2 separate regions of the Homo sapiens genome follow, and region 1 is linked to region 2. Evidence: chromatin contacts called from ENCODE Hi-C or POLR2A ChIA-PET data. All regions are on one chromosome and are shown on one strand. The core of a region is the stretch at or near the end of the contact, and the rest is flanking DNA. Distances in the headings are between cores, read along the strand shown.

The links. A loop is a pair of places that touch in the nucleus more often than their neighbours do. ChIA-PET counts read pairs that join two places held with the same protein, here RNA polymerase II (POLR2A).
Region 1: a map of IMR-90 shows a loop between it and region 2 (4-fold over the local background). The contact joins the enhancer-like site here to the promoter of STUM in region 2. A Hi-C loop is called at or near these places in 1 of 168 maps with a recorded cell type or tissue (IMR-90). POLR2A ChIA-PET finds 5 or more read pairs at or near these places in 2 of 52 experiments (AG04449 and OCI-LY7).

Annotation. Positions count from the first base shown.
Region 1 is chr1:226,986,044-226,991,275 of GRCh38, reverse strand. It overlaps COQ8A (coenzyme Q8A), which reads right to left. Exons shown (of 15, transcript NM_020247.5): 15 at 3,732-4,823. The coding sequence ends at 4,539. CDC42BPA (CDC42 binding protein kinase alpha) reads left to right here. Exons shown (of 37, transcript NM_001394014.1): 37 at 1-1,411. Among named protein-coding and RNA genes, the nearest start is that of COQ8A, 48 kb to the right of the region's middle. RefSeq lists an enhancer at 679-758. Within about 2 kb of position 2,940, at least 17 of the 41 ENCODE cell types and tissues checked have a DNase peak (open chromatin) inside an H3K27ac peak, as active enhancers do.
Region 2 is chr1:226,545,377-226,550,686 of GRCh38, reverse strand. STUM (stum, mechanosensory transduction mediator homolog) reads right to left here and starts at 1,923. Exons shown (of 4, transcript NM_001003665.4): 1 at 1,581-1,923. The coding sequence starts at 1,782. RefSeq lists a silencer at 2,645-2,939.

The DNA.
Region 1 (5,232 bases), core at 1,691-4,190, 440 kb before region 2:
TTTTAAAAACGTATATGGCAGCAGAAACCTGTTTCTCAATAGAAAAAATACATTCAGAGGCATTTCTGGGATAGTCTATCTGTGTTAGTATTTGGTGCTATCTATGTCCAGCCAAGTTATCTACCCTCAAATTCTGACTAATCATGTTTGTGCTTTGGGTATTTAAAATTACATACATATATATTCTTTTTGCCAAAAACAAAAGTCTTGCTTCTTGTCAAATGATTGCTAAAGTAGATCTTACATTTTTTGTTATTATGTATGTATTTATACACATCCCCAACACACTTAGTGATTTCTGTTATTTCCTAGGGAGCACAGCTTTAAGGCTATGAGATACAACTAAAAGGAGCCCATCTATTTGGTTTTCCAGCCAATTATTGTACTCACATTTCAGGGGAGAATCTGAAATTCCTGTCATGTTTACAGCAACAATCTATCATTCCTGGCTAGCTCTCAGCCTCTCTCTCCTTCCATAGGTTAGAATTATGTCATTTTGTTACTTAGTGGCCACGTCTATTTCTGAGAAAGACTGGTTACATTTATGTGGCATCTCAGGTATCATTAAGGAAAAGCCAGAGCAGGGGTGAGCAGAGGTCAAAACCACAGACGCAGCAGGGCCATTTGCCGCCTTTGGCCGGGATCACAACCACTGCAGTCTCCCAGCAGGTAGGCCTTGCCAAGCCTAAGGCTCCCCATCCAATCTAGACAGAGGGGCGCTCAGAGCAGACTTTGCCGTAGCCCATGTCTGGTGAGCACAACAGGGAATGAATTGGGCACTCCACTCCCCCGTCTCTCTGGCCCAGCCCTGAACTAGATGAGCTGCATTTCATGGAGCCCATTTTAAAATCTCTTTCCTTATGACTTTGTTACTCAAGTCCAGAGTTCTCTGTGCACTTCTGCTAGATAAGGAGTGTAAGCCCTGCCCCCCAGCACTGGCAGCACGCTGGGCCCTCCCCACACAGGACACCGTGCAGTTCCGGGGGAAGCTGACTCAAATCAACCTTGAAATCTCATGAAAACAAAATGACTTGTCTTTTTATTTGATAGTGTAATATCATTCATTTTATAAATTTTTTAGGGTTTTTCTCGTAATATTGTACAGTTTTGCATGGCCTGGTGTGATCATTTTTTGGTTAGAATATAATGCTGACAAATGTGGATGGAGGGGAAGATACTGCTTTAGCCTATCACTCCTTATTTTATTTTGTTTGGTTTTATGCCCTCAGTGTCTTAGGGAACTTTTTAAGAGATCCTCTGCTACCAAACAATGATGTGGATTCTTTTGCACAGAAATATTTAAGGTGGGATGGTAAAAAATGTCACAAAAGACTCCTCACCAATACTTTATGTTGATATCACTTAATATTAACCAGACTTTGCTGTATTGCAATAAAACAGAGAACTGTTAGCATTGAGTATTTTGTCTCTTTTCCCCCCACTTGAAAGTCTGAGAAATAGAGAAAGGTGCCACCTCTCCGCCTGTCACTTCTCTTCTTTCTGCTGGCCTCCTTCCTCATCCAGGCTGCTTCTTTATGCCGTAAAAGGACATGGGGTTAGTTTGCCCCTGTGGTTTAATCTAGGACTTTCTTAATTTCTTCCTTAGCTCGGGTAAGAATGATGTTCAATTCTCCTGAAGCTTTCAACTCCCCTCTTCTGGCCAGAACTTCGCTGTTGCTGTTACTTCGGTCCACAAGACCAAACCCTGGCTGCGTGAGGTTTCCTGAGTGGCCCTGACAGTGTGAATGTGGGAGCAGTTTGATTTTGTGTCACTTAAACAAGACGGACTGTTACTGCTTTTCTGGAGTTAGAATGGTTCATCTAAGAACATACAGGGAAGGTCCAGGGGTGGGGTTAAAGGAACTCCTGAACTGGTGGCAGCTAAGTAGTTATTCGGAGAATACTTCCGGTTCCAATGGCCCATGGAATTGACATTTGTGGCTGATACTGTTATGTTGGTTTACTGTAGTGTCAGCTGTGCAGTGCTTTAGAACAGGGCTTGGCAACCCTTTTCTGTCCAGGACCAGTTAAGAAATCCTTGTGCCTTTGTGTATATAGTTTGCTGCAGCTCCCCGGCTCTGGCATTTCAGTGCAAAAACAGTCTTAGCCTGCTACGTACATAAACGAGAGTGGCTGTGCCCCAATAAAACTTACAAAAATGCAGTGGGCCAGATTTGGCCCTTGGACCATCATAGTTTGCCAGCCCTTCGTTTGGTCCCCTTAGTGTAGACTGTAAGACTAGACTGTCTTGTTCCAAATCCTCATTCTGCCACTTAACCTCTGGGCCTCTTTTTTTTTTTTTCCCTCTGTAAAAAGGCCCACTTGGAGTGTCAGGAGTTAATGCACTCAGAATCTAACTTCTAGCCTATGGTTTAGTGTTTTGTCCTTATGAGTAACCGCCAAAGCCTACAGTAACAAATATTTTTTTGTTGTGTGGTGTCCAGCCCTTCACTAGATGTTAGGGACACGAAGACACAGACCCTGGGAAAATCAAGCCATGATTTGCCATGTTCTCATGCCCCATGTCTCAGTGTGAATGGGTGAGCACGGGGAGTCATTCATCACAATACTGTAAAAATCAAAATAGGTACAAAAGAATAAGTATGTGTGGCCAGCTTCAGAGCCAGCTTTACTTGGGGATTAAAGTCATTTGCAATCCAGTGATCCCCACTGTCTTCACAGGGAGGGCTCTAGTTCTCAGCCGGCTCTCAGACTTAGGACACACAAACCACATTCCAGTTTTCCCTTAGAAAACTTCTCCTGTTCCAGCAGTTATGGTCGTGGTTCCTGGGGAAGCAAATGCTGGCTGCTGTTGTTCTCCTCTCCCTTCCCCCCGCATGCTGCTGCTTGACTTGTTTGGCTTGTTGTTCAAGAGGAAGAGGAGACTGTGAGAGCCCTGGCTGGGGCTGGCCTGGGTTCTTCCCCTGCTGTTTACTCTGCAGGGCGATGGCTTCAGATCTGAGTGCTGCAGAGGAGTTTGCTAGACAACAGCAAATACCCTTAAGAAGAGGGCCACAAGAGTTTCAGCCAGGGATCTGACAGTGGTGCTGGGCGCCGCTGCTAGCCAGGCAGCCTCACGGACGCCACCCAGGCCTCTCCATCCTGTCCCGGAGCCCACTGGGTCTGCTACTCGGCAATCCCAAATTTCAGAAACTATATTTTCTTTCTTTAAGAACCCTGAAAGCCTATACCTCTCAAAGCCTCTTTTGGGCCTGTGCATTCTGCAGATGCACTTTCAACTGCTCACAGGTCCGTAGAAAGGGCCCCAGCTCAGTGTCCAGTGTGTCCTGTTATCTAGGAATCAGTCTGGCCCCAGGAAAAGCCACTTTTCAGGACGTGGTCCTCAACTGCAGCTGATGTCTAGAGAGGAGACGTCTCACTGTGATGCAGACCTGGCATCAGCCGTGCTGGCAGGTGTCACTGTCCTCCCAGTTGCCACCATCACCAGGTACAGCAGCTTCAGCAGTGTGGTACAGCCTCCCGGGGGCTGGGGCAGTGACACCGCAACCTCTCCTCCTGTTCTCCACCCCTCCCACCTCCCTTCTTACAGGGAACGGGGCTGAGCCTTCCAGGTTCAGGGCCAAGGGCCTCACGCTGAACCAGTCCCAACCCTTGCAAATGGGCTGTGACACTGAACCTGCTGACCGTCAGGTCAGAAAAGAACCACCACCACGAGCTAGAAGATACGGGTCGTCATTCTCCAGAATACAGAAGAGGGTACACGCGCCAAAGCACTTCCCATGAGCATTTTTATTAAATTGAAACAAGTTGTTGATTCGATAATTACAAGACTTGTACAAAAATTCACAGCGCCTGTGAGGAGCCTTTGGCTGGAACTGGTGACACCTGTGCCTCTCCGGACAGAGGAAGGAAGTCCCACCCCGCCTTCCAGCAGCAGCGAGCCTGTGTCTGGCATTCCCTGTTCCGCTGCTCCCACCCTCACTGTGGGGCAGCAGTTCTTTAGGAACATTCAGCTGTCAAAGGTGAGAACCAGCCCCACAGGCCTGGGCCTCGCAGGCTTAAGGAGCACTTGTTGGCACTGTTAGCTCAGCACCTCTCCCAGCTCCAGCCCATCGGCTGGAGAGGAAAAGGGCAGAAAACACAAATCTCACTCTAGAAACACATACACACACCTACTACACAGATGATAAAATCCCACAATCGTATCTGTTCATGTTTCTGGGTTTTGCACTGAACAGAGATTGGAAGGGAGTAAGGACTCTCTCCCTTCTGCTTAACATTCACATCAGGAAAAAGAAGAAAACAAAGTTGCCCTTTCATCTTCATCTGCTTATTTCAGAGGACACACGGAGGCAGACTGACCGAGCAGTGGGGCTTCATCTTCATTCTTGCACTTCTCACCCTACAACCATTTAGCAACAGAAACCGTGGAAAGCGCTGGCTACGGGGCTCCAGGCAGCCACCCCCCTTATTGGGCAAAGGAGTTAAAAAGAGCATCACCACGACCTCGCTACTGGTTTTTGGCCTGTCTGAGGGAGAGAGTTCCCGCGGAGCCGGCCTGGGCGTGGCCCGCAGCCCTACTGCTGGGCCTGCCTCTTGCAGTAGTTGCTGTAGGCCTCCTCGAACATGGCCTTGCAGGGGAAGCGGGCCTTCAGCTTGGAGCAGATGAGGAAGGAGCCCCCCATCTTCCTGTGCAGGGAGTAGGTTTCCTCGGGTGGGGGGACGAGACGGTGCCTCAGCATGACGGGAATCAGGTTGTGGATCTTCTCGGTGGTGCTCTGAGTGCCAAAATCAAAAGGCTCATCAGAGGCGAAGGCCTCCCCCAGGATGAGGATGGCATCCAAGTGGGCGTCTTCCATGACCTGGGGCAAGAGAGGAAGGATAAATGGCGGCGAGACACCAGAGCCCTCCACCAGCCCGGGTTCCTCCCACAGTGCCCGGGGCGCTGAGTTCTCATTCAAAGCTCTGCTGTAAACTGGATTACATCATGGTAATGGGCATAAACTCAAACCCACAGGGGCCGGGAACACGAGGGTAACATGGACTGGGCTGATGTGATACAAAAGGGAGTGGCGGGGCCTGTGGCAGAGTGCAGAGGATGCGTCCCGCCTCGTGGCACTCATACAGAGTTTTAACAAAACACTGTTCTGGCCAAAAAGAACAGAGTCCGTGGGCCTAAGCTGGCAGGGCCTCCCACCATGCGTGTCTGAGCCTGCCAGAGTCCACCCAAGACACACCCAGCAGCCGTGTGTCTGCCCACGGGAACTAGCA
Region 2 (5,310 bases), core at 674-3,173:
GGTGCAGCCCCTCTCACCTGGCACCAATGCATTTGTTTCCTCAAAAGACCATAGGGTGGCGTTTACCTCACCACTTAAAAAAAAAAAAAAAGGTGGATCAAGATGCATGCTGGCTCAGGAGGATCTTCATATCCGCCAGAGGGAGGGGCAGGCAGTCTCTTTTTACTCCAGCAGGTGAGAATTTCTGATAAAACTAGATTAACACCAGCTGGCCTCCTTGCAGTGTCTAAATGTGCAAAGAGAGCTGATCTGATGACACCAGCCAGGGGGACAGGCTGCTGGAGGCACCCCAGAAGAGAGAAGCCCAACTAAAGGCCACCTAACTTACTGCTCAGATAGGCTGCTCTGGCCGCAGCAGCCCCTTAGGGTAGAAAGACAAGTAAGCTCGGAGGGGAAAGTGAACGGGTCCTGCGTGGGTGGCTGTGGCCTTGGCTGTCACCGCAGCAGAGGCCCCTGCTAAGCAGGCGAAGAGCGAGGAGACCGTGAGAAAGGCCAAAGTCAAACTGAAAACCCCTTCCAGCTGGCCTCTGCTCTTGGGAACTTGGAACCATACGTTGGCAACAGGCTCGCCGACAGGGGCACGCTTTCTCCCGGAGAGGGCACTGGGGCGCCTGGTTCTTCGGGCGGGCACGGGAGAGGGGGGCACCTCCCAGCACGCAGGAGCAGCCAGTGCCAAGCTGGAGGAGGGGAGGGGCGTGCAGGCAGAGACCTGGGGGTGGAGTTAAGGGAGGGAGGGTCAGGAAAACTTCTCATTCCCTGCCTCCATTCACCCTCCTGCACCATCTCTGTAAGGGGCCTCTGCTTTAAAACGTGGGACATAGATGCCACCAGAACCCCTGCCGGCTGCCGGAGTCCTGCACAGAATTACATCGGCGCACTCTCTACTTCTCAGGAACAGAAGGGATCCGAGGGAGCTATGGGTTCATCTCTGGCCACATGCATCCAAACTAATAAAATCATCCCCCATCCCCCTGGCGCCCTGCGGGGTGCTGGCGGAAGTGCAGGTACCCCTGAATGAGGCGGAGGAGACTCTGGCTAGAGTTCTCGTCCCCACGCGGTCCGCACTCCGCGAACCAAAGGGGGCTGCAGGTATATCTAGCCCGGCTCGTCCTCTTTCCCCGGCTCAGCTGACTTCGACGCCCGGGAGTTTGATCCTCGCCGCCGAGGCCCTAGAGCTCATTCTGATCCGACCCCATTCCTCTCGGGGAAGTGGGCTCGCGGACGGATGCACACGACGGAGAGAAGGAGCAGAAATCGGGGCGCCGGGACGGGAGCCCTACTCCGAAGCCGGCAGAGCCATTCCGGCCGCCGCTGCGGGCTCCAACATTGGCCGCAAAGTTTCCGGCTCTTTGGGGCCCCGCCTGCGGGTCGGAGACCCCAGCGCAGCCTCTCCCCTCTGGGGTGCACACTCCACGCGCTTCTGCCACCTGCCCGGGGACGCCAGGAGCGGGCGGTGGCGCGTGGTCGCAGCACTTGGAGCGCGCGGCCCCGCCAGGAGGTCTCCGGCCGCGCCCTTCTCTCCCCCCACGCCCTCCCGCGGCGGGGTGGGGGTCGCAAGGGTCGCGGCAGCCGTGTCTTACCCAGTCCCGGCACGAAAGTGTTGAGGAAGAGGCAGATGACGGCCACGGGGAAGGGCATGTAGGGGATGGCGGCGCGCAGGGGGCCCTTCTTCTCGCGGACCTGCACCACCACCCCGCTGGACGAGGACGCCCCCCGGGGGTCCGCCGCCGCCACCGCCGCCGCCGCCGCCGCCGTCTCGGCGTCTTTGTGCGAGGGCTCCATGGCCGGGCGCGCTCTCAGGCAGCCGGGCAGCACGGCCGGAGCTGGCGCCCAGCGTACGGGAGCAGGAGACTGTCGGCTGCGGGCTCCGGGCTCCGCGCCGAGCTCAGGCGGCCGCCGTGCTCCGTGCGCCGCGCGGCTCGCGGAGACTCCCGCCCTCCGGCGTCCCCACACGCCCGGCGGAGGGGCGGGGAGGGCGGCGCGACACCCGGTGACAGCGCTCTGACGCCCCTCCTCGCCAGGCCCCTTCCCCGCCCCCTCCCCCCAACCAAAACCACCGCTCACAAGGAATGGAAAATCAGGGCGGAGGGAAAGCAGTGGAAGAGGACCGCAAAGGGAGCTGTTTGCCCAGGTGCTGGAAGGGGTGGACACACCTCGCCCTCCCAGACAGGTGAACTAGGAACCTTGACCACGAAGCCCTGCGAACTGGGAGTGTGTGCTTGGCTGACACCGTCGGGAAAGCCTCGAGGCTGAGTCCCCTGATCTAGAGCAAGCCTTTGGCCAGGGACATGGGGACAAGGGACGGACCGCGCGGCGCCTGACACCTAGTCGGCCTTCAGTGCATTGTGATTTAAATGATTTTGTTTGGGGCGAGCGCAGTGGCTCCCGTCTGTATTCCCCACTTTGGGAGGCCAAGGTGGGAGAATTACTTGTGCCCAGGAGTTCGAAACCAGCCTGGGCAACGTAGCGAGACCCCCCCCCCCCCGCCCCAGCTCTATTTTGTAAAAAAAAAAAAAAAAAAAAAAAATCACTTAAAAAATATATAGGAGTGAATTTGTTTCAAGTGTCAGAGAAAAAGCAATCCAGAGATCGGATCGATAATAGAGGAAACAGATTTGCAAACACCAGGCCAGGTCTCCGCAAGACTAGTTAAAAGATGGGACACTTCCCTACACACACGCACCAAAAGCAGAAAGAAATGCGCCTGTTGCAGGCTTGTTGGGAAGCGTTCACCATCCCCTGAACTATACTGGAGGAAACCTGAGCCTTCTGTGAGCCCGACGTGGTGGTTAAAGAGCCAGTGAGGACACAGCGCCGTCTGGCGTTAATAATGGGGCAGTTGGTAGAAGCAACAGCCGGCAGCTTGAGGTCCTGTTTGAATTCGATTTTCTGAATAAGGCTGCTTCGCCTCCGCACCTGGAAAAAGTAAACGGATGAAAGTTACCGCCTCTAACGTTAGGGAGGGGTTAAAGGCTTCGGAATTATCCAGACAGTCAGCAAATCGTCTGAATAATTGGAAGGGTGCAATAGCCTCCCTTCAGGAATAATAGTGATTATTATTATAAACAACCCAGGGTCTCAGAAGAGGCTAAAAGAACATGGGTTATTGTATACTTATACTTATTGTATAAGTCTCTGAATAAAATAATTTTAAAAGCAAATGGCCAGGGGTTAGTGATGATACTGGTGGACACACACATGCGTGTGTACACATACACAGATACACACACACACGAGTCATTAGCTTAGGTTTGGCAGTCAGAAGAACAGGGTTAAAAATTTTAGTCTTTGTTCAGCCACTAAAACCTGTATGGCTTAGAAGAACTCGCTTAGCCTTTTCTGGCCTGGAGTTACTGTGTTGGTTAAAATCATAGCAAGCTTCCATTTAATACACAATTATTGAAGGCCTACTAAGACTTAGATTCCAGGGAGAGAGAAATGAGTAAAATCCAGCCTCTGCCTTCAAGAATCTAAGAAATGAGCTGAGAGATACTGACAACTACAAAGATAGACTTACAGAAACAGTGAGGAATGTTGCAGCTGTGATGTGCTGGAGGTGCTGCGACAACATGGACCTATCTGTGAAGCCAGCTAGCGTGGGGGAGGCCTCGGGGAGGTGTCCCAAAGAAGGCGATACTCAAAGGGACTTGAGCAATGACTACAGTTAACTATTTGCAGATTTGTTTTATTTTCAACAAACACTTATTTACCCAAGCACTCTCTGCCAGGCATCATTCTAAAAACCCTTTACACATTTTAACTCTTTTAATCCTTACCATAACTCTACAAAGTAAGGATTATTTATTACCCCATTTTACAGATGGGGCAATTGAAGCACAGAGAAGTTAAACAGGCTGCACAAAGTCCCCCACTAATCAGTGGTAGAGCTGGCAGCTGAATGCAGGCAATCTGGCTCCAGAATCAATTCTATATAACCAGTATTTTATTCAGAGACCTAGAAAATAACCCACATTCTGTGAATATTCTTTTGCAGAGCACTTGAACTGTCTTAGGGCCAGTCAATCATTCCTCCTGGAGAAAAAGGATTTCAGGGACGTCAGTGGATTTGCATCCCCCAGTTTTCCAGATGATTTGCTGAATATCTTGGATGTCAGAAAGACATCCAGGCAGAGCAACAAAATATACAAAGGCATGGGAGCCCAGGGAAGTAGGGATGATTCCAGGAATTGCAGTGTGGCTGGCACTAGGGCTTGTGTGGGCAGAGACAGGAGATGGATCTGGTGGGGTGGACAGGCATCTAGTACTGAATGGCAAAGGAATTTGGACTTCATCTCGGTGGTGGTGATGCAGAATCACTGGAACATTTTAAGCAGGGGTGTGGCATAAGTGTTCCAGTTACTATCACTGTGTCACAAATTACCCCCAAATTTAGCAGCTTAACACAACCATTTTTTTCTGATCACAAATTCTGTGGTCAGGAGCTTGGACAGAGCACACCAAGATAATTCTTCTTTGCTCCTTGTATCTGGAGCCTCAGCTCGGGAGACTGAAATGGCTGATAGCTGGAACAGCTGGGGCTAGAGGATCCACTTCTGAGAAGATTCTCAGGAATCTCAGCCTGCCTGGACTGGGGTAACTTGAAAGCTGGGTCAACTAGGATGGGTCAGCAAAGCGCCTACACATGGCCTCCCCACGTGACTTGGACTTTTCACACTATGACAGCTGGCTTCTGAGAGGGAATTTCCTGAGAGGAGGCCCCCAGAGAATGAACATTGCAGGACCAGTGGAAGCTGTGTGGACTTGGACTTTTCTGCCCTAACTTTGGAAGTCACACAGTGTCACTTCTGCAGGGCTTTACTGGTCGATGCAGTCACAAGCCTGCCCAGATTTCATGGGGGACACCCCGCCTCTCTATGGAGGGGTGTCAAAGACTTGGGCCTAGGCTTTAAAACCACCACCATTATGAGATATATTTGTTCACAGTGTGGAAGATGGGCTGGAGGGGATAAAATCAGGTCACATGCTTATATAGAGGCTGAGGGGGAGGAGGACTCTTCCTGACTGAAAAGGACTGAGAATGGGGTAGGGACAGTTCCCAAATGAAAACTGGGTATTAATAGCAGACAAGGAGGAAATGAGTTTGAAGGGTCTGAACACATCCGAGAGGTAGCGGGGACTCATTGATAAATGGCCAGCATAGATAATTGTCTTGATAAAAGTTGGATATTGAGTCAAATCGAGAATCAAGGAAGCAATTGGGGCTGCAGATTTGGGAGCCATCAGCATACAAATGGTAGTTAGAGCCCTGTATGCAGATGTGGAATTTAAAAAGTCACAGAGGCTGGGCGC